2 separate regions of the Homo sapiens genome follow, and region 1 is linked to region 2. A link is a loop called in an ENCODE intact Hi-C map of the cell type or tissue named here. Cell type or tissue: dorsolateral prefrontal cortex. All regions are shown on one strand. Each heading gives the region's core, and the rest is flanking DNA. Links, peaks and the distances in the headings are about the cores only.

Region 1 (10,988 bases), core at 1,499-9,498, 150 kb after region 2:
ATGTGCAACCTGTATGCCATTGACTCCCAAATTACATCTAGGACTCACCTCTCTTTTCAGTTCCATGTTGTGAGGCTTAAATTTTTTTTTATTATTCAATTTTTGCATAGCTAGAGAGTGAAATGGAGATCTCCCCTCTACCGGAACTTCCATCTTCCCAATTCCCTTCCCCACAGGCAGCCCATCAGTTTCTTGTAAATATGTACTAGATATTTTTACCCTAAACATGGTATAAGTAAAACAAATTCTCTCTTTCCCTAAATCTGTTTTTCTTTCTGTATTCTTAAATGGTTAATGGCAGCACCACCAGATGATTATAATTTACTGAATTACTACTGGGTACCAAGAAATATTTTAGGCAGTGGACATTTATTATCTCTAATGCTCACAAGGACTTTGTAAATAATTATTTTACAGATGAGGAAAACAAGGCATAAAGACGTAAATAGCTTATACAAATGCACCCAGCCAATAAACAGCGGATGTGGATTTGAATCCAAAACACCAGCTCTTAATATTACTTGTTGTCTAGCTTCGAATCATCCTTACTTTCTTTGTCCTCTCCCTTTCTCAGCCAGAGCCATTCATGACCCCACCACCACCACTACTTCTATGAAGGCTCTGCCATTTTAAAAGGAACTCACCCCAACCCATGCCCACCCCCACCAATTTTCCATTCAGGACACATAGCTAAAACATAAGTCTGATTACAGTTGTGTGTCACATAATGACAGGGATACATTCTGAGAAACGTGTCCTTAGGCAATTTTGTTGTGTGAATGTCATAGCATGTACTTACATAAACTGAGATGGTACAGCCTTCTACACACCTAGGTTATATGATATAGGCCATTGCTCCTAGGCTACAGCCTGTACAGCATTAGTGTGCTCATTACTGTAGGAAGTAATGAGCTGTTACTGTGCTCATTACTGTAGGAAGTTGTAACACAATGCTAAGTACTTGTGAAACTAAACATACAAGAGGAAATGCATTGTGCTATGATGTTAAGACACTACTAGGCAATAGAAAATTTTCAGATCAATTATAATCTTAAGGGACCACCAACATATATGTGGTCTGTCTTTGACCAAAACACTGTTATGGGGCACATGACTGTATATAATTTAAAGCTTCAAAGTCTGGCATCTGCATACAGATGCCTTAGTAGCAAGGCCTACTTGCTACTACTGGTCAAATGCCTTAGTAGCAAGACCTACTATGCTTTTCAGCGCCTGAACCTAACACATGTTTCCAGTCTCCTCTCCCAGCACTTGTCATGCACCCCTTGTCATGTATCTTACACTGAAGACATACTAGGAAAAAGCCTTGCCCCACCCTCTTCCGCTTGGTCAAACCCAGAGGTGAAATAGGTCAACCGAGTATAAGGGTTAGCCCAGCGGCCTGAGACTTTTTAGCTTCTGATTTCAATCCTTTCAAGCCTCAGCTATTCTCCCCACTTCAGCAGCTAGGATCTAGAGACACCTCTTAAACCTTGTAATTAATCCTTCTCCCTATGTATCCTCCCCCACAACCTATTTTTGTTGTTATTATCGTAAATCATCTGGAGTGGATTTTGCTACTGCTTCCAAAAATCTTTGACTAAGATAGGGCTCAGAAGTTTCCTCTCTGACACCTTCTCTGACTTCTCCAGTCGGGGTTAGCCATTCATTCCCTTCTTCTTCCTAGGGCAACCCTTAGACATTCATTACAGAGTTGATCCCACCCTGGTGGCATTGTTGCTACACATGCTACTTTCCTTCCCCAGTAGGCTCTTTTGCTCACTTCCTCCAGACAAGATCAGCCTATCTTGCTCTGATGTAGCCCAGGCACCATACGCAGAGCCAGAATATAATATATGTTCCATAAATATTGGTTCAATTAATAAATGAATTATGCCTCTTTAGAGTCCCTAGCAAAGTATGCCGCACAAAGTAGAGACATAAGCGGATGAATGGATGGTTTCCTGGTTTTTAAATAATTAAATAATTATTTAGCTTCTCTCCTTAGATTTGTAAAACTGACAACTACTTTCTCTCTTAATTTCAGTGACTGATATATCATCCATCCACCCATCCATCCATCCATCCATTCATCTGTTTTCCCTCCTACCTTCCATCCCTCAATCCATCCATCTAAAAGATCTTTTAAAATCCTTTCTCAGTTACAGGCACAGATTCTCAGGCACAGATTAAAATGAACCCTAGGTTCCTAGAAATGGTTAAATAAGCCCTTAACACCTTTTTCCGTAAAAAATGTTTTATCATTAGCTCTGATGTATTATCTTCTGTTCATTTTCATTTCTAAAAACTTTCCTCTGCTTTGTCATCAGTATCAGTTGTTTATTAATATAATTTATATTATGAATTTAAATATAATTCTTAATGTAACAGATAAACATTTAAACAACAAAATACAATATTAATACAGAGCTCTCAAATAAAATTTTATAAAGCATTTTTAAAAAAATTTAAAAAATAAGCTTCAATGACAGATTTATAACATTTTTAGGTAACCTCTTGTTCTATGGTAGCCTATTAACTAGTTTGTAATATTAAGAATTATGTAGTAATTATGTACTATCATTTAGAAGTAAAAATTATGCTAATATGTAAGATATTCAAATGTAAATATTGAAAACTGTTGTAACCCCAAACACACACTTCTACAGTCCTTACCATCATCATGGCTTTTTCATCAGTCATGCTAATTTCCATAATTACCTGCTGTTCATTGTATGTATTCAATGTGAAGAGTGGCTTTTGAAGAATAAATTCTTCTTCAATTTCAATGCCCATTCTAGCTTTTGATGCCATTGTATCTGACATCATTCTAACAGGATCAAATTGAGCAACAACAGCAACCTAAAAATGAGAAAGCATGGCTACTTGGAACAAGGTACAAACTAAATATTTCTGGGCAACATTATTGATGTCTAATGCCCATTAAAGTTAAGAAATTTTATTAAAGGTAAAGCCTGAGAGGAAAGGGCAGAAGAAATATTAATTGGTCAGTCCTAGAGATCCACAAAGGAGTTAAAACAAAACAAGACAATACATATAAGACAAAATATTAAAATGCCTTGGCATATAGTTATTTGCTAATGATTGAATAATTATAATTAATTTCAGAAAACAATTTATCTTTCTGATATGAAGTCACAGGAAATCTCATATAGAAAACCTTACATATTCAACCAACTTGAAAGTCACAGAAAGTAAAAAAAAATTCACTTTTTGACCATTAGCAATTTATGGTTATGGTAACAACCCCATGAAGTTTCCTAGGAAGTTTAACCTGATTGAACTGGATCTAGAGCATATAATTCTTGGGTCAAGTGTGTTGGCATTAGTGAACAAGGTGGGTGAATTTCCTTTGTACCAGGCAACTAGATTTCCAGGGACTGCTATAAACCATTGTCCTCCTTCTACTGAAAAATTGCAAAGTCATTTTAACCCAAATGCCCTTGTCTTTTATAATTCAAACCTGCATCTTAATGAAAAGAAGTCACTAATTTTGTAAATGATATGCACCATTAGTAACACCTGCCTATTAATTCTGAAAGTCAAGAATTAGCATGAAGAAAATGGCATTCTTAATGCCATTTAAAGACTGTAATAAAATAACTGAGGGTTGAACATGCTTTAATTATTTTAGGTTTGCTAGCTAAAATAGCTTACATCACAGTTCTAAATACTGATTATAGATAAGAGATAACAGCTATTTCCTCTTTCAAAGCATTCACAGATGGAAAGAATTCTAATCATATAGACTGTAGTTATCAAAGTTATGTTTTGAACAAGAATGTGTTCAGTAATAGTGACATTAAGTCTTGTACCCAGAAGGCCATGATATATAAGTTGAATAACTAAAATTTTGTAGGATCCAGGATTACCAGGACTTACATTCCTATGCTTTAAATTTATCTTTATAATCTTTTTTTATCAAAGAAGATGATGATATAATAGTCGTATGCATTTATGCCACATCTATACCATCTCATTTAGCTAGACTTCCTTGGTTTGAATCAGTATAACATTTACTAGCTGTGTGACTTTGAAGAAAGCACCTAACCTCGGTGTCTCCTCTGTTTCCTCTCCTATAAAATGGGGATATTAATATTGCCCACGTCATAAAGTTGTTGTAGAAATTGAAGTAATACCTAACAGCATTTAGAAGAGGGCTTTACACTTAGTAAATAATAAATTTGAACTCACATTATTGCAAACCTATCAGACAGATCCTATTATTCCCATTTTTCAGATGAAGAAATAAAGCTTACGGAGGTTAAGTAAATGACCTGTTTCCAGTGCCGGTGAGTACACAACCAGCTTGTACCAGGTTGGAAGGACACCAGAGGCCAAGTTCTTATCCATGATTCTGTGTTCCCTCCAGCAACACAGGAGGGAAACCAAGTAGTCCTTTCCTATTAGCTGGGAAACGGTGTCAATGAAGATTTTAGAGATTTTGAGTTGAAACAACCCCTTCAAGTTCAAAACTCTGAAAAACTACCAAGTAAAACTATCACATTTCCTAAGTTCTTAAATTCTCACCCTTGCCATCTACCATCCATTTTCATCTACTTTTGCTTACTTTCACTAGGCAAAGTGATAGGAGGCTTTTATTTCTCCACAAAATAGGTATTTTCTAAAAAACTGTTTTTAACACATTTGTTGACTGTGGGATGTTTCCAAAGGGAGGCTCCTATGCCAAAGAAGATTATCTTGCTCGAACTCCACCAGGTTTTTTGAGGACAGTAAAATTCGTAGACTAGATGTAGAGCCTCACTGTTGTAAATGGATACTATCCAGCTAATAAACTCTAGGTGATATAGATATAGTTAAATCTTGGGAGAGCTTTTTAAAAGGTGATGATAAAGTTCTTTCAATACACTGAGAAACTGGAAATGGTTCAATATAATCTAATTGCTCCCAGGAATGAACAGCAGTATCCCCATTTGGAAAAGTTAAATTTTATATAGCAGATGTCATGAACTAAGCCCCAGTAAGAATGCTATTAAGAGCACTTAGAAACATTTTTTTTAAAAAAACCACCCATGAAAATTTCCAAATGAAAAACACCTGTTTCCTAAGGGCTTCTAGCCGCCGTGCTCTCTCTTTGTCTTCATGAGCTTCTTGAAGGGCCACTTCCTTTTTCTCCATCAAACGCCTTTCCAATAATTCTTGTCTATATTTAACCCTTTAAAAATAACACAGAAGGAAGTTGTGGAAGCATCATAATAATATTGGAGATTGTACAGAAAACAGCATAGGGGCAGAACACATCTCAGAGGTAACAGCACTGTCACATTTTTTTTTTTACTGATTTCTCAAGTCCAAATCAATAAAAGACACTCATATAAAATGCAATTTTTTTTTTTTTTTTTTTTTTTGAGACACAGTCTTGGCTTGAGTGCAGAGGCACGATCTTGGCTCACTGCAACCTCTGCCTCCTGGGTCCAAGCAATTCTCCTGTCTCAGCCTCCCGAGTAGCTGGGATTACAGGTACCCGCCACCATGCCCAGCTAATTTTTGTATTTTTAGTAGAGACGGAGTTTCACCATGTTGGCCAGGATGGTCTCAATCTCCTGACCTCGTGATCCGCCTGCCTTGGCCACCCAAAGTGCTGAGATTACAGGAATTCATAGTAATTCTAATAACAACCAGAGAAATACAGGAAAGCGTGGGAGTAAAATTCAGTTCATCTCATTCCTCATTGAAATCACTTTATTAACTCTCAGAGTACCCACTGGCTGCCATGGCTCTGGCTAACCTGCCCTGAGAGGTGACTGGCTCACTTTCAAGTGAGCTATTATAGTGGTCTCCCAATGAGAAGCTTTAGCACACCTTGGGTTGTTAGAAAGTTTACATTACTGATTAAATATACAAATTTTTAGAAGGAAAAGTAAAATAAGCTACTATAATAATATGTCTAAATTATTTTACTTACTAGAACTTAAACTTTACATATATTGTCATCTACATTCTCACTTTCTGAGTAGGTGCGTATGTGTGTTAAGCAACTTTTAAAATTGCACTTTGACATCTGTAGATGGCAGCAAAAACATGACTTTCCCTTAGCATTCTATTTCCAACCCCCTTAAAATCATCGGCTATTAAAATATGGCCCACTTAAATACCAGCTTAAAGCCCTGAGCTCCTTGGCCCTCCTCTGCTGCCTTTTTTGGGCAGCCTCCCTTGCCATCTCCTTGCCCAAGCTATACTTCTACTGAATTATAGAGATGGAATTCATCCTTTCAAAAGAGTAGGCACCTGGGTTCTCAGGGGAGTATTAGCTCTCCACCTCTGCCTTTCATCATTGAAAGATTTAGCTTTCTCTGTGGCATCAGTCACAAATGTCCTTTACCCTTAGTGTGCACACCTGCATTTTCCAAGGTGGAGACACCTTCACTAGACCTTTTACATTCTGGATTCTGGTATTTACTGCGTGTTCACCCTGCATCAGGTCTTGTGCTAAGTGCTTTATATGTTTTAGGTCATTTAGACCTCACAACAATCACATGCTGGGTTGCCATTTTTTAATTCCATTTTATGGATATAAAGAAATAGAAGCATAGACATGTGATCTTAAGAGACGTACAAATAAGAGCCACTGAGAATTTGGAGAAAGGTGAGATGACCAATCACTGCACTGTGGGAGGGGCTGGCTAAACTTAGCAAGAGCTTCACGGAGGAGGCAGTATCTGAGCAGGGTCTTGAGGATTAGGATTCCAGGCAGAGACAGCAAGTGCAGGGCTGGCATCTGAGAGTGGCCCTCACTTGCCTTGACCTAGTCATGGAGGCCACGAGAGGGGAAGAGCTCAGGGTGGCAAGAACAGAACAAGTGAATGATGAGTGACAGAGAAGCCCAGGCAAGTACTGGTGGCTGAGGCTGCAGCCACAGGGTTCCCTTAGGAAGACATGCTCCTGGGGAGGAATACCCCAGAAACAGGTTGCTCATGAGTCTGTCATGAAAGGAGAGACACAGGAGAGGAAAGGAGGGAAGCACACAGTGGATCCTTGTGGAATACAAAACCCAGAATGAGATTTAGAAGGAAAATCCTAACCTCCTTTGATGGCCATGAGTGTTCTTGCCAAAATCAGGAGTCAATATAGTCAAGACACATAGATTAAAGAGCCCACAAACCAGAATGCTCCCTTTCTCTCACGCCTCCATGTCATGGAAAGCTCTATTTCTCATTCTCTCCACTTTCACTAAGGCATGACATGACACAACCTCCCTAATGAGGTTCTACTCAATTTAAGCACTGAGTACAAGCTAAGTGAACTACTGTGAAGGTTCAATTAAAAAATACCCTGGGATTTGACAATTACCATATGCTAATTCTCAGAACCTTTGGAAAGTTTCTCTTCCTTTGGGATATATAGGTTGCTTTGTCTGCAACAAAGTTTTTGTCTGTTTTGTGGAAAAGTAATAGTTGTTACAGTCAGGGGAGCTTGACTAGTGAGGAAGAAATTGCAAATGAGAGAAAGGCATTTGTACTTGTGTGGTAGAGAAGGCTGACTCATCATTTACTTTGAGGCTTATTCATTTATTTAACAGGTATTTGTTGAGCACCTGCCATGCATCAAGGGCTGTGTTAGGCACTGGTGATACAACGTCAACATGGGAGACATGCTCCTGTCCTCGAAGAACTGACAATCCAATGTAGATACAAAGACCCAGGCAATTATGATACAGGGCAGCTTGTGCTCTGATGGGACAATGGGGCAGAGACCATGGGAAAGACAGCTTTCCCAGACTTGGGGCTTTTAGGGCAGTATCTATAATAGGAGGAAGTACTCTGAATTTAAGATCCAAAGAAGGAGCAGGAATGCACCAGGAGGGGAGAGAATAGAAAGAATGATTCAGACAAAAAAGTAGCATTTGAAGGCCCAGAGGTGAGAGTGAGCAGGTATGTCTTAAAAGACATTCAGAATAACCAAAAATGAGCAAAATAAGGTGCAGAGGGCCAAGAACTGAAGCTAGAGAAGCAAGAGGGGCTGGACTGTGGGGGTTTTGAAAGCATGAGAGGTTTTGATCAGGGAGAAGTATCTGCTGTGATATGCAGGATGGGTTGTTGGGAGGCAAGACTAGAGATGAGCAATCCAGATGGGAATGGAAGGCCTCCTGATCTAGGATGGGGGAAGAGTACTCATAGGAGGTTGGGAAAAGATAGGGATTTAAAGGACATGTAGAAAATAAAAATCAACAGAAAGTTTTCATTTATTTTATGGGAGAGGGAAAGAGATAGAGGAAATTTTCTCTTACACAGTGAACAGGGGTGTTCCTCCCTAAGACTGGGAACTCACATGAGAAACAGGGAGGTGAAAGAATTAAGTTCAGTTTGAACACAGACCTGTCTTCACAAGATCTGGGCTGGAGAAATACATGGGGAGTCTTTACCAGTAGAACGGAATTGAAGCCACAAGGCAGATGCCACCATCTAGAAAAAGAGTGTAGAGTAAGAAGAGAGGTAGGCCTGGGATTGATTCCTAAGGAAACAACACTTAGGAAAGGGAAAGAAGGAGAGGAAACCATTTAGGGAAGTGAGGAGGATAAGTGGTCCTAAGATGTTAGGGAAAATGGGGTCAACAACATCAAATGCTACAGAAAGATCAATTCTAGTGCAAAATAATGATTGGGTTAAACAACAGGGAGTCATTGGTGACCTTGGTGAGAACATCCCACAGAGGTGGATGAGGTGAGGTAAGGCAGTAAGAGAGGGCATGGAGACAAACAAGTCCTGCAGCAAAACTGATGCAAATGGAGAGGCGAGAGACAAGGCGGAGCTGGAGGGTGCACAGAGCCGACCACAGTTGCATTGGCTCCAAAGTGATGATCAAGGTTACTCTGACTGCCTGAAGGATTGGCCATGAAAAAATTTCAGGACTTAGGAGACACACTCAAATTCTTCATTTTTACAGATGCTATGGTTTAAACTCAATAATACTTCACTTAAAAAAGGAGAAACTCTTGGTGCTTCTTCTACTCTGGATAGAAAATTTTCTTTGCCTAAAGAGAAGTGATGCAGAAAAACTCCTGGGAGGAAGCCAAATACTCACATATTCATGGGGAAAGAAAATAGCAACACAGTAAAGTCAATCATTTGGAAATTTTTCCACATAAATACTTTTAGCCACTTGAGGTAGCAGATTTTCTCCAAATTAAACTGTTGCTATGAAAGTCAATGTCAGGAAGTGGCTAAACTCAATAGTTTTTAAGTTGTGCACTGAATTCCCAAACAGAAACCGTCTTGGGTTCATTTCTCAGTCTATTATATGCTCCCTGAGTCTACAAAGGTTGAAAGTGCTGCAAAAGAGGCATTTTCGACTTCTCTTGGGGGAGGAGAAGCATCATATTGTTCAAAAGCAACAGCTGCTGCAGAATCCGGCACAGCACTAACAATAATCTGGAAAGGATTTTATTTAAGCCTCCAGGCCTGAGTGTAGTTGAAGGGACAGTATGCTTTCATGTAGAAATGGAGAATTTATGTATCATTTATGAGACATTTTAATGTGTGCACAGCACTCTAAGAAATGAGTATACAAATGCAAATGTTTGGAAACACCTTGATCCGTAGTAACAGCTTCCCTGGGCTTCACTGAAACTTCAGTGAGAACCGGGCAAAATGATAAGTACCAAATCTTGATCTCCCTTTTATCTGGAGTCACAGCTAACTTTCCTCTCAAAAGAAGCTACAGCCACCAAGGGGGAAAAAGACTTCTGACAAATGGTCAATAGTGGCAAGTTCTACAATTTAAAACAAACAAAGAAACAAACAAAAAACTTAAGCAATAAAATGGAGCATAAAGACGTATCTTCATTAGGGTCTCTAACTAGTATGGAACTCCCCCTACCACCTAACATTTCAGGCAAGTAATTTGCCCTACTGAATTAAAGGCAGTTTATAATCAAACTTGCTACTTAGTGTTTAAGTCATGTGGCTTAGTCAATATGCAACAAGAAATCTTTAAACAGGCATGTGCTGGAGGTGCTACTATCAGGTGTTTCAGTGGCAGCATCACGGGGAACCTGTTTCTGCCTGTTGGGAAATTCATTTTTGGCTCAGATTTTACTCAGGAGGTTGTTCTTCCTACTAAGCAGAGGGGACCCCTTCATTAACTACAGGTCACCCCAACAGGGAAGAATGTGCAGATCAAAGCAGGCAGGCCAGGTGCCAACACGTTTCAAGTGGAGGGGAGAAGTCTGCCCAAAGAAAAGAATGGAAATTGCACAGGAAGACATTCACATTGAAAGGCATCACTCCTCTAACCACACGGGCTGGGAGTCTCCACTCAGTGGGGATTCTGGCTAAGGGCATAAGCAAAGACCAATTTCTGCAAACAGGAATGTGAATCCTGACACAAGACACTGACATCCTGGTACAGATTGGCATGAGGCAAGAACAAAGAAAACTCACAGGGTCTCTGCAGAATCAGAAAAGATGAACCCTTGCCAGCCCCAAACAGAGACCATTGTTCAGCTCAGAGAGCTTCCTGGTTCCTTTGTGAAGCTATTGGAACCCCATCTTTTAATTGATTAATTAGTTAAATTAGTCAACATAGAGTTACTTAAGCACCTACTATGTGTCAAGCACTGTTCTAGGTGCTCAGGTTATAATAGTGGGGGGAAATAAAACAGAGGAAAGAAGTCCCTACTCTGTTGAGTTTACATAATTTGTGGTCTGTTATGTATAAGCATGCCTAAATGAACACTGTAGTAAAATCACAAAATTGTTCTTAATAGTTTTTGAATTTATTCATAAACTTCCAAATTACAGAGCCCCTTTTCAGATTGCTACAGAATCATGGTTCTCAATCACTGAAACTTGTAAAATGACTTGCAATGCCAAGGCCTCGCTCCAGAATAATTACATCAGAATCTAGTAGTCAGGCCCAAGTACTGTATTTTGTTGAAAGTTCCACTAGATGATTCTAATGAGCAGCCTGGGATGAGAACCAATGCTACATAGCTTAGTCATTCTCAA
Region 2 (10,988 bases), core at 1,520-9,519:
ACTAGGGTCAGTAAATAAAGGAGGAATCAGGAGGCCTTCCTAGAACTGGGGCTGATGGAAAGTCAAGATGGTGGATTAGCATCCAAGATGGAGTCACTTTTGTCTCCACAGAAGGTAAAAAAGAGGCAAGTTGGTGGGATATGAAAGGAGGCAGGAGAGAGAAGAGAGGACAAACCTGGAGAGATATACAGATCCATTGCTGGAGGACGGAGCGGGGAGTAGTATAGGCGCAGAAGACCTTGTGGGTTGGGGTGGGGAAAATGTTCAGAAGCCTCACTCCTGGGGCCGCTATGTTTAGGCACCACCCCAGTGGTTCATCTTGCTTCCTCTTATGCCTTCCGTCACAATCTGAAAATGGTCAAACCATCATATTGCTTTAAAGAATTATTGAAAATTCTCTTTAATGATAGCCTGTATAGGTTATTTCTCAAGAATTTATATCCTCCAAAGTGGAAGGAAATACAATCCTTTAAAACACACACACACACACACACACACACACACACACACACACACACACACAAGAAAGACAGAGAGAGAGAGAGAAATTCTATCTTGATTTCATATGGATAAAATGTACACTTTATTTTACAAATATCCTTGTAGCTTCCATTTTACATGTACATCAGTATATATATTTTTTAAGACAAAGAACTAGCATGCAGGAGTTTTTTAGAGTGATAGATCTGTATCCTGAAGGTGGTTACGTAAATTTACACATGGGTTAAAATTTTATACACCAAAAGAAAAAGTCGATTTTATTGTATTATAATTTGTAAAAATAAAATAAAACATTTTACTGTCACAAAAAGCCCATCTTCCATACAAAATCCAAAATCTGTCTCTTTATACCTAGCATAAAGGCTAAGGTGACTGTTGAATAGCGACTAGATTTGCTTGAAAGGCCCAGACTTGCTCTGTTAAAATATTAATGCATTAAACAAGGCCTGTTTGGTTTTTGTTTTTTTTAAAAAAAGCCTTATTAAGCACTTGCTGTGGAAATCCCCAAAAGTCACTTCCCTTGAGGAGCGAGTGTTTTCGAAGTGTTTGAGTGGACTAAAATGCAGGTCTGTGTTCTCCTTCTGACTTCACTGCTCCTGTTCTTCGACTGTCCATGGTCCTCCTTTGCAAAGTGGCGTTAGTTCCAGCTCTTTCTTCAGAAGGTTTGGTATGAGGATCTCTCAGCTGAGGGCCCAGGGAGACAGCTCTGTTAACTGCACTATGCAGGACAAGTGCGGACATGATGATGATCAGCTCCATTTCCCCTCAAGTCCAGAGACTGGACGGCAGGGTGGAGCTGGCATCTCTGCTCCTTTGCCAAAAAGGAGAAATTGATCTTCTCCTAGTTCCCCAGGATGCTCCCAAGCACACTCCAAATAGCCCACTGCTCACACTCCCTGATATTCCAGGAAGAAGGACAGATGCAACATGGAATGACACCCAGAGAGCTAGAGAAGCCTGCTGAAGCAGGGATGGAAATCCTCCAGGCACAGGGCTGAGGTTCACAGGGCATGCACCAGCATTGTTCGTGCACAGATGACAACCATTCTGACTGGTTGGTGGCTGTGCTTCACTGGTGATCAAGGATGTTAAACACAATCCCTGTGGACCAGAGGCCAGTGAGCTGGCATAAATAAGTGGAGCAGCTTAGTGTAAGAATTCCAAAACCCTCAATTCATTTTTCTTTTTCCAATTTTTGATAGAGACATAATTACAGGAAAATATTTCTTGACTCCAGGAAAATTGTTAGTGCAATGGAAAATGAAAACAGATGCATGGCTTCAGAGAAAGTAAAGAATGATGAGAACAGGGATCGAGGGGACAGCTGCTGCTTGGCTCTACTCTAGGATGGTCTCAGCCTTTATTGGGCCATGAACCCCTCTGGCAGTCTAGTGAAGCCCATGGATCCCTTCTCAAGATGACGCTTTTAAATAAAGAAAATAAAATACATAGGATTACAGAGGAAACTGTATCAAAACACAGGGGTCCCCTGGACCTAGGTTAAGAGCAATAGTCTCCATGCAGTAATATGGGTCTTGCACTTCTAAATATTTTAACCTTTCCAAGAGAAGTCAAGAACCCTAATTTTTAAAAGAAATGTTCTGACTTTTAACTGTTAACATGAAGTCTTTTTAAACACCAAGCCAGTCTAAGTATGTATCTGGATTGGTTTTGGATGCTGGTCTGATACTGAAACTTAATTTTAAGATTCCAGGAGACTCTTCATAAACAAAGAAGCGTGACAATCCCATATGGTGTCAACAGACGAGACTGGGGACAGTGTTATGGCCAAACCAGGGAAAGCCTAACACATGGCTGTCTGTTCATCGGAGGAGAACAAAACACAGCAGAGAAGAAATTGTATCCTATGTGCTTGGATTCATGTTCTTAACAAAGCTAGTTGATATTTGCCTTCCTTTGAGATTTTAATTTTATTATCTCACCTGTCACTATGATTTCCCATGGAGATATTTAGATAGATTTATCAAAGTTTGATATTGGAATTTAAGATTTTTAATTTGCTTTTATCACTTCTTTTCTACTAACTCTTAGAAAATGGCTTTTTCACCTTGGTAGGAAAGAGAGAGAGCTAGTATTATACTATCATCATAGACAGGCTCTACATGGGGAGACATAAAAGACAAAACAGAGGGAAGGTCCCTATTTTAGGAAAATTTTCTTAAATTATTTATCTCTATGAAAGATACCTATTCTGAACATAATTGAAATTAGATGAGATCAGATCATTATCATTTCAAGTAATTAGAAAATATATAGCTCTCTCAAAAACATCATGGAATCCATATACATTTCCTGACAAATGGATCCCCACATTCCAATAAATGGAAGCCATACCATAAAGTCAGCAGTTTTTTTTTTTTTCAAATTGAGTCAATGAAGTATTTAGTAAAGTATTAGGAAGTATTTCCTAGATGAGTGGCTTCTACATTTTTTGACCACTGTGTGTAGTAAAGAAGTATATTTTGCACATGTCTATATAATAAAAGTCTTGGCCATGTGCGGTGGCTCATGCCTGTAATCCCAGCACTTTGGGAGGCCGAGGCGGGCGAATCACGACGTCAGGAGTTCGAGACCAGCCTGGCCAACATGGTGAAACCCTGTCTCTACTAAAAATACAAAAAATTAGCTGGGCGTAGTGGCGGGCGCCTGTAATCCCAGCTACTCAGGAAGCTGAGGCAGGAGAATTGCTTGAACCCGGGAGGCGGACGTTGCAGTGAGTCAAGATCACACCACTGCACTCCAGCCCAGGGAACAGAGTGAGACTTGTCTCAAAAAAAAAAAAAAAAAAAGTTCCATAAAGCTGTACTGGAACTTACTAAGAGACATGTTTTCTAATTTATTCTATTATGTTATACTTCATTTAAAAATGTTGGTCTGAACCCACTAAATTGACACCACACAATAGTTGATTTCACTGACCTGTGCTTTGATAACCTACCATGCTACTTCTACTGCAGGCACAGCCCTCCATTCCCATCTTCTCCCCAAAATGCTCCAGAGTCAAGACAGTCTGGACCAGGTTCTTCTTTCCTCATCCAGACTTGTGCAAAGAATAGGTATAGAGGTTCTGTACGATAGTCAGCTTGCATCTTCTTAATTCCTTATTTATCCACTCATTCTTTCATTCCTACTGTCATTCATTCAAGGAAACATTTATTGAATATTCAGTATGTGGCAGCCACAGATCTTCCATTTAGGGATACAGGCATAAAAGCAGATGATTATAATGTCACAGGTTAAGAACTGAGCTGAGTATGCATAGGGAATGGTGGAGTCTCAGAGCAGTGGCACCTGGGGGCAATGATCTTGAAAGGATAAGAAGGATGATCTGGGTGAAGTCTCCACCTAGACATTCTTACAGGTATCTCAGCACCCAACAAGATGAATGCTAGAGCAGGAAGTGGGTTCAGAGACAGGAGGCCTGATTGGGAGGTGGGGGTGGGTGTGGGAAGGGCGTGTGTGAGGATGGGGTGTGTTAAAGTCTTTGGAGAATAGTGCATGAGGAGGGGAGGGTGTGATGAGGTCATGGGGTTGCTGTCAGTTGGGGGGGGGCATTTGGAAGGCTTTCAGTCCAGTGCTGCTTTACCCCCAATGTAGAGAATTGACATTGCAAAAGTTTATTGTTTTTGTATTGGCAGAGGATCTCAATTCTCAGTGACACTCCATAATAATTAATTGCTACAAACAGCAAAGGCTTAATGCTAAGCTTGGAATCTGGACTCCCATGATCACTTCTCATAAAGAGCCTCCTCTCCCTCTGAAAGCTCAAAATGAGATCACAGAATGTTAGAATTGGAAAGAAGCTAAGTGATGGTTATCTGGCTACTTCCATTTACAGCAATAACACCTGAAGCCAGCGACCTGTCCAAGTTCACAAAGCTGGTCAGCAGGAGAGCCTGGCCTGGAAGCTGGTCTCTTGCCTTTCACATCGAGTTGGGACATGGAGCTTTGGGGTGGGGTGGACACGGTGGGAGTTGGGTGGGGGTGATGGAGTAGCCAGCAGAGGTGCCTCTCCTTCTAACTGCCTTTTGCTGCTTCCTATGCAGGCCAGAGGGAGACACCATACACAAGCAGCCACTCTTCTGGTGGCCCATGGCTTCTTGTTTAGAGGGTTCGACCGAAGTTGCCAGGTCACTGTGGTGGAGCCTCCTATGTTCAAGCAGCAAACATTTGGGTTGTCAGGGGCTTTTGAGAACTCCTGCATTGGTCTCTTGAGCTCTCTTCAGCTCTGGATCCCCTCCCTCCCAGGGCCCAAGGGAGATTGCCTGCGTCAAAAGCATTTCATATGTTAGGTCTCCAGTTTCTTTCCTTAGTAGACTAAAATGTAGCATTGTTAGAACTTGAATGTGCATTAAAAATTCACCTGAGAAATTTGTTTAAAATGCAAATCCCAGGACTTAGACATTCCAATTCTTAGGTCTTGAGGAGGGACCCCAGCAACCTGCATTTTAAAGATCTTACCCAGGAATGCGGATATAGGGATCCCCTGGAGCATATTTTTTAAAATATGGGACTTAGAGCATATAAGGTTTGAGGAAGACAAAGACCTGGGCTTCCTGGGAGGTTATCTCTTCTCCTTAGTTTAAGGACCAAAAGGTTTCTTTCAACTAACCCACTGAGGCCATTTAGAATAGCTTTCTTGCCCCCAAACTGCCAGGATATCACTACAAGTTGACCTGTAGAGGAGCAGGATTGGGATGTAAACTGCATGGGAAAAGATAATCTTAAGAGTCATTTAATTTAATTAGCAGTAGGGCCCCAACGCCTGGGAAAAATCAGGTCTAAGTGGCAGTTTCCACAACAGCCACAAGGTGGCCACCTTCGGCGTCAATTTGAAGAGCTCAGAGAGTTACCATCAGGTTTAGCTTATTTTCAATGTTAAATGTCATCAGTTTTTAACGTGAGTGTTAATTTTAAAAGGATGCAAGAAGAAATGGCTTCACAGGAGAGCCTTCAAACTCACATTTTAATCAAATACTGACATGATCTAGATGGAGGAATTTAGTGAGGTTTCCACATCAGACCCCAGAAAAAAGATAAAAATCTGTTTGAGAAAAAGCCATAGTCTTTGCAAAATGAAATGTGTCACTTAAAGGGAGTGTTTTTTAAAGCATTCTGAAAAGTTGGCTTTTTGGAAAAGTAGCAGGTGCAATCTGGTCATAAAAAATAAAAAAAAATTATCATCTGGTAAATTTTTCTTTTTATTGGTGCATAATCAAGATCAGAAAATAGGGCCAGGTGCAGTGGCTCACACCTGTAATCCCAGCATTTTGGGAGGCCAAGGCGGGTGAATCACCTGAGGTCAGGAGTTCAAGACCAGCCTGGACAACATGGTGAAACCCCGTCTCTACAAAAATATAAAAATTAGCCAGGCATGATGGCGGGGTGCCTGTAATCCCAGCTACTTGGGAGGCTGAGGCAGGAGAATCGCTTGAACCCGGGAGGTGGAGGCTGCAGTGAGCTGAGATCGTGCCTTTGCACTCCAGCCTGGGTGACAGAGCAAGACTCCCTCTCAAAAAAAAAAAAAAAAAAGATCAGAAAATATAAAAAGGTCAGGGTGGAGGGAAGGGTGTGGGTGTGGAAATGCTCTGGATAAATGCAATAACCCCAGGGCCATTGTGGACCAAAAATGACAGCAGAGCTGTGGCTTGGCTGATGCAGACCTGAGCCTTTCTTCCCAGCAACTCCACGTGCTTTAGATGTTATCCTAACTGTCCTGGAGTGTGGAGGCCAGCAGGCCTGCAGGGAGGAGCAGCTACAGGGGAGGGAAGCCAAACAGGCTAAGAGCAGGGTACAGGAGGCCTTGAGGACTCACCACAGTGCAACTGCAAGCCAAGAAGCCCTGCCTCAAGCCTCCGGGAGGCCGAGCCACTGGCAAGGTCACTGCCAGCCTGTGACCTCAAGGACAGAGCAGCCAGTAGTTGGGGTTTATGGTGAGGCCACGGTCACCATTCCACAGGGATAGGTTGGAAAATATAGCAATGGCATCAGACCAGCAGAGAATGCTGGGGACAAGGCTGCTGGTCACTTAGTGGGCTTTGGGCCATATGTGTACACATCTGTGTAAAATTAGTTCAGAGAGCAACTCCTGGCCAGAGCCTCACACGGAAGACATCCTCTGACGCATCTGAATTCCAGAACAATGTGCGTAGAGAGGTCAGTAGAAGGGGGTCTGGAGGGATAAACATCACATCCTCGTGTTCCAAGGGCACATGGGAAAGTTGGCCTCACATCCTACCCTCTCATTTCAGCTTCGTCTGGAAGAAGCAGCCCCGGAAAGAAAGAGGACATAATCGAGGGAGGCAAAAGGCCACCAGGACATAAGAGGTGGTGATGAAGTACAGCAGCCTCCATAGCTGAGGCCTTCCTCTCCAGCCTTCTTCATTGTATCTCCCGTCGTGCTCTTTGTGAGGTTAGGAAATGGTGGGAAGGGAAAGCTCTTGTCGACAAGAGACCTGAGGCGGCCTGGTTTCTTAGATATTTGGAGAGTGTGGGAGAGGATTCTAAGAGGTTTCTCTTTCTGCCTCTTCTCTTATCCTCGCAGAGCAGCATCGGGGGCTGAAAATTCCCAGAGCATTACCCTTGGTGCTTAGGCTGCCTTCTTTCTAGAAATATGCCTTCAGCTCTCAAGCAGAAAGTAGGACAGTGTGGGGCCCAAGTAAAGGTCTCAAGGTCCTGATTGTTCTGAGGGACAGCTGTCCTTTGGTTGTTCTCTGATCAGGCCAGCTCACTGCAGGCAAAATTGGATGACAGCATATACAGAGAGCAGGACTCATGTTCCCAATGTAAGAACGAGCGTCTCTCTAGGACTATATCTCATGGGAACCCTCTCTGTGCTGCTTGGTAGATGGAGGAGATGCATATATGGTTGAGGAGAGGGGATACTTCATAAGTCACCGCCTTGGCAAGACTCTTTTTCCATGACATTACCTGTGGCTCCAGGAGAGTGGCTTCCCAAAGTTGGCCACACAGAAAGAGTTCAAACCTGCTGACTGCCATGAGATGACCAGGTCATGTTTAATATAAAATATAACAGGCAAGCAGTCTGTATTAGTCCATTTTCATGCCGCTGATAAAGACATACCCAAAACTGGGAAGAAAAAGAGGTTTAATTGGACTTACATTTCCACATGGCCGGAGAGACCTCAGAATCATGGTGGGAGGGGAAAGGCACTTCTTACATAGTGACAGCAAGAAGAAGTGAGGAAGATGCAAAAGCGGAAACCCCTGATAAAACTATCAGATCTCTTGAGACTTATTCGCTACTACGAGAACAGTATGGGGGAAACTGCCCCCATGATTCAAATTATCTCGCACCGGGTCCCTCTCACAACACTTGTGAATCATGGGAGTACAATTCAAGATGAGATTTGGGTGGGGACACAGCCAAACCTTTATCATTCCACCCCGGCTCCTCCAAATCTCATGTCCTCACATTTCAAAACCAATCATTGCCTTCCCAACAGTCCCCTAAAGTCTTAACTCATTTCAGCATTAACTGAAAAGTCCACAGTCCAAAGTCTCATCTGAGACAAGGCAAGTCCCTTCCACTTATGAGCCTGTAAAATCAAAAGCAAGCTGGTTACTTCCTAGATACAATGGGGGTACAGGTATTGGGTAAATACAGCCATTCCAAATGGAAGCAATTGGACAAAACAAAGGGGTTACAGGACCCATGCAAGTCCGAAATCCAGCGGGGCAGTCAAATTTTAAAGCGCCAAAATGATCTCTTTTGACTCCAGGTCTCACATCCAGGTCACACTGATGCAAGAGGTAAGTTTCTATGATCCTGGGCAGCTCCACCCCTATGGCTTTGTAGGGTACAGCCTCCCTCCTGACTGCTTTCATGGGCTGGCATTGAGTGTCTGTGGCTTTTCCAGGCAAATGGTGCAAGCTGTTGGTGGATCTACCATTCTGGAGTCTGGAGGATGGTGGCCCTCTTTTCATAGCTCCACTAGACGGTACCCCAGTAGGGGCTCTGTGTGGGGGATCTGACCCCACATTTCCCTTCTGCACTGACCTAGCAGTAATTCTCCATGAGTGCCCCACCCCTGCAGCAAACTTCTGCCTGGGTATCCAGGCATTTCTATACATCTGAAATCTAGGCGGAGGTTTCCAAACCCCAATTCTTGACTTCTGTGCACTTGCAGGCTCAACACCATGTGGAAGCTCCCAAGGTTTGGGGCTTGTATCCTCTAAAGTCATGGCCTGAGCTCTACATTGGCTTCTTTCAGCCACGGCTGGAGTGACTGGGATGCAGGGCACCAAGTCCCTGGGCTGCACACAGCACTGGGATCCTGGGCCAGGCCCACGAAACCATTTTCTCCTAGGCCTCTGGGCCTGTGTTGGGAGGGGCTGTTGTGAAGATCTCTGACATGCCCTGGAGACATTTTCTCCATTTTCTTGGAGATTAACATTTGGCTCCTCTTACTTATGCAAATTTCTGCAGCTTGCTTGAATATCTTCTTAGAAAATGGGTTTTTCTTTTTCTATCACATTGTCAGGCTGCAGATTTTCCAAACTTTTATGCTCTGCTTCCCTTATAAAACTGAATGCCTTTAACACTCAAGTCATCTCTTGAATGCTTTGCTGCTTAGAAGTTTCTTCCACCAGATACCCTAAATCATCTCTCTCAAGTTCAAAGTTCCACAAATCTCTAGGGCAGGGTCAAAATGCTGCCAATCTCTTTGCTAAAACATAACAAGAGTCACCTTTGCTCCAGTTCCCAACAAGCTCCTCATCACCATCTGAGACCACCTCAGCCTGGACCTTATTGTCCATATCACTAATAGGCTTTTGGTCAAAGCCATTCAACAAGTCTCTAGGAAGTTCCAAACTTTCCCATATTTTCCTGTCTTCTTCTGAGCCCCCCAATCTGTTCCAACCTCTGCATGTTACCCAGTTCCAAAGTTGCTTCCACATTTTCAGGTATCTTTTCAGCAACACCCCATTTCTGGTACCAACTTACTGAATTAGTCTGTTTTCATGCTGCTGATAAAGACATACCCAAAACTGGGAAGAAAAAGAGGTTTAATTGGACTTACAGTTCCACATGGCTGGAGAGGCCTCGGAATCATGACAGGAGGCAAAAGGCACTTCTTACATGGCGGCAGCAAGAGAAAATGAGGAAGATGCAAAAGCAGAGACCCCCTGATAAAAGCATCAGATTTCATGAGACTTATTCACTACCATAAGAACAGTATAGGGGAAACCACTCCTATGATTCAAATTATCTCCCACCAGGCCCCTCCCACAACACATGAGAAAGTGAGGAAGGCTGGCAGGCTTGCCCAAGGCTTGGATTTCTGATCAGAGCTTCGTCAGCCCAGAGCTCTTTGCAGCCAGTCTATCTGTTCACTCGCCCCTCATTCCACATAATGCACTCACTTTCAAGACAGTCCTTTGGAAATAAATTTTGCCTTAAACAAGACATCATTGTAAGTCTGAATGGTTCAATGGTAAAGTAAGTTAATAAGGACAATTTATCTCCAAATATTTAGAGATATTAAACAAAATATCTAGTTTAAACTAATAATAAACTAAATGTACTGTTCTAAGATCAAAGCAGCACTTCGTAACTGAGTTCCTCATAATTAGATTTCTAAAAAATAAAGATGCTTTAAAAAAATGTTTTCTTTGAAGCAGATGCTGTGTTGACTGATAGTCAAATTTTCAGTATCTTACACATTGTAATATCACTTTAGATAATTAGTTACATTGCTTTAATTTCCAAGCACCATGCCTTCAAGTTCCATCTGGCTGCCATGCAGATATTAGCTTTATAGGAAGCTTACTGAATGGCCAATATGGTGAATGCCTTGACAAGGCTACAGATTTATAATATATAGCATATTCCTTGCCATCAGTAGAGTGGCAACTGAATATATTGTCCAAACTGGGACACTTTTGAGCATAAAAGAATGCACTATTAATAATTACTCCAGAAAACAGGTATAAACTGGGCACTCCTTACCTATAAGGCAAAGTTTTTCCTTCAAAGTTATTTCACAAAGGGAGGGAGACATAGACATAAAAATAGACACAGATATAAATAGAGGTATTATTCAAGACTTCTTGAAGTTTCTCATATTCTAGGTCATCTCGTTTCTTTTTTTTTTTTTTTTTAAAACACTATTTAGGAAAGATACATTCCCTGAAATGATTCAATCACTGCTAGTTCTACAGTTTTATAGAGAACATCTTACAAAAATGCGTTTTAGAAAGCAGGCATGGCAATTTGACACAGATTTCGTAATTATTCCTTAGGGTAGTCCTTCAAACTTTCAAATTTGGGTTTTGAAAACACAAAATAGCAAAAAGGGAAGTAGTTGTATTGTCAACTTATAGAATGAATGGGAACCCCTACTGTTAGGAAAGTTTATGGTTTGAAAGAAATTTTACAGACATCATCTCACACGATTTCAAAAAGTGCTGTATGTCAAACAATGTGCTCTGGACAAGTTGGT

The links. Peaks named below come from ENCODE experiments on the same cell type or tissue, not always from the same donor. Only the 100,000 strongest peaks of a DNase experiment are listed, where the experiment ranks them.
Region 1: a loop joins it to region 2, with 2.9 times the contacts of the local background. A loop is called at or near these places in 20 of 110 quality-filtered maps.

What each region holds. Positions count from the first base shown.
Region 1 is chr2:158,173,800-158,184,787 of GRCh38, forward strand. CCDC148 (coiled-coil domain containing 148) reads right to left here. Exons shown (of 14, transcript NM_138803.4): 12 at 5,080-5,197; 13 at 2,722-2,862. It overlaps CCDC148-AS1 (CCDC148 antisense RNA 1), which reads left to right. Exons shown (of 5, transcript NR_038850.1): 2 at 2,802-2,896; 3 at 4,262-4,313. Among named protein-coding and RNA genes, the nearest start is that of CCDC148-AS1, 13 kb to the left of the region's middle. In dorsolateral prefrontal cortex, for the core only: a CTCF peak has its summit at 6,068; no DNase peak of the experiment used is centred there; H3K27ac peaks cover 572 bases.
Region 2 is chr2:158,019,166-158,030,153 of GRCh38, forward strand. It overlaps a transcript of UPP2 not described here. Among named protein-coding and RNA genes, the nearest start is that of UPP2, 77 kb to the right of the region's middle. In dorsolateral prefrontal cortex, for the core only: CTCF peaks have their summits at 5,342 (motif pointing right) and 5,543; a DNase peak (open chromatin) is centred at 5,316.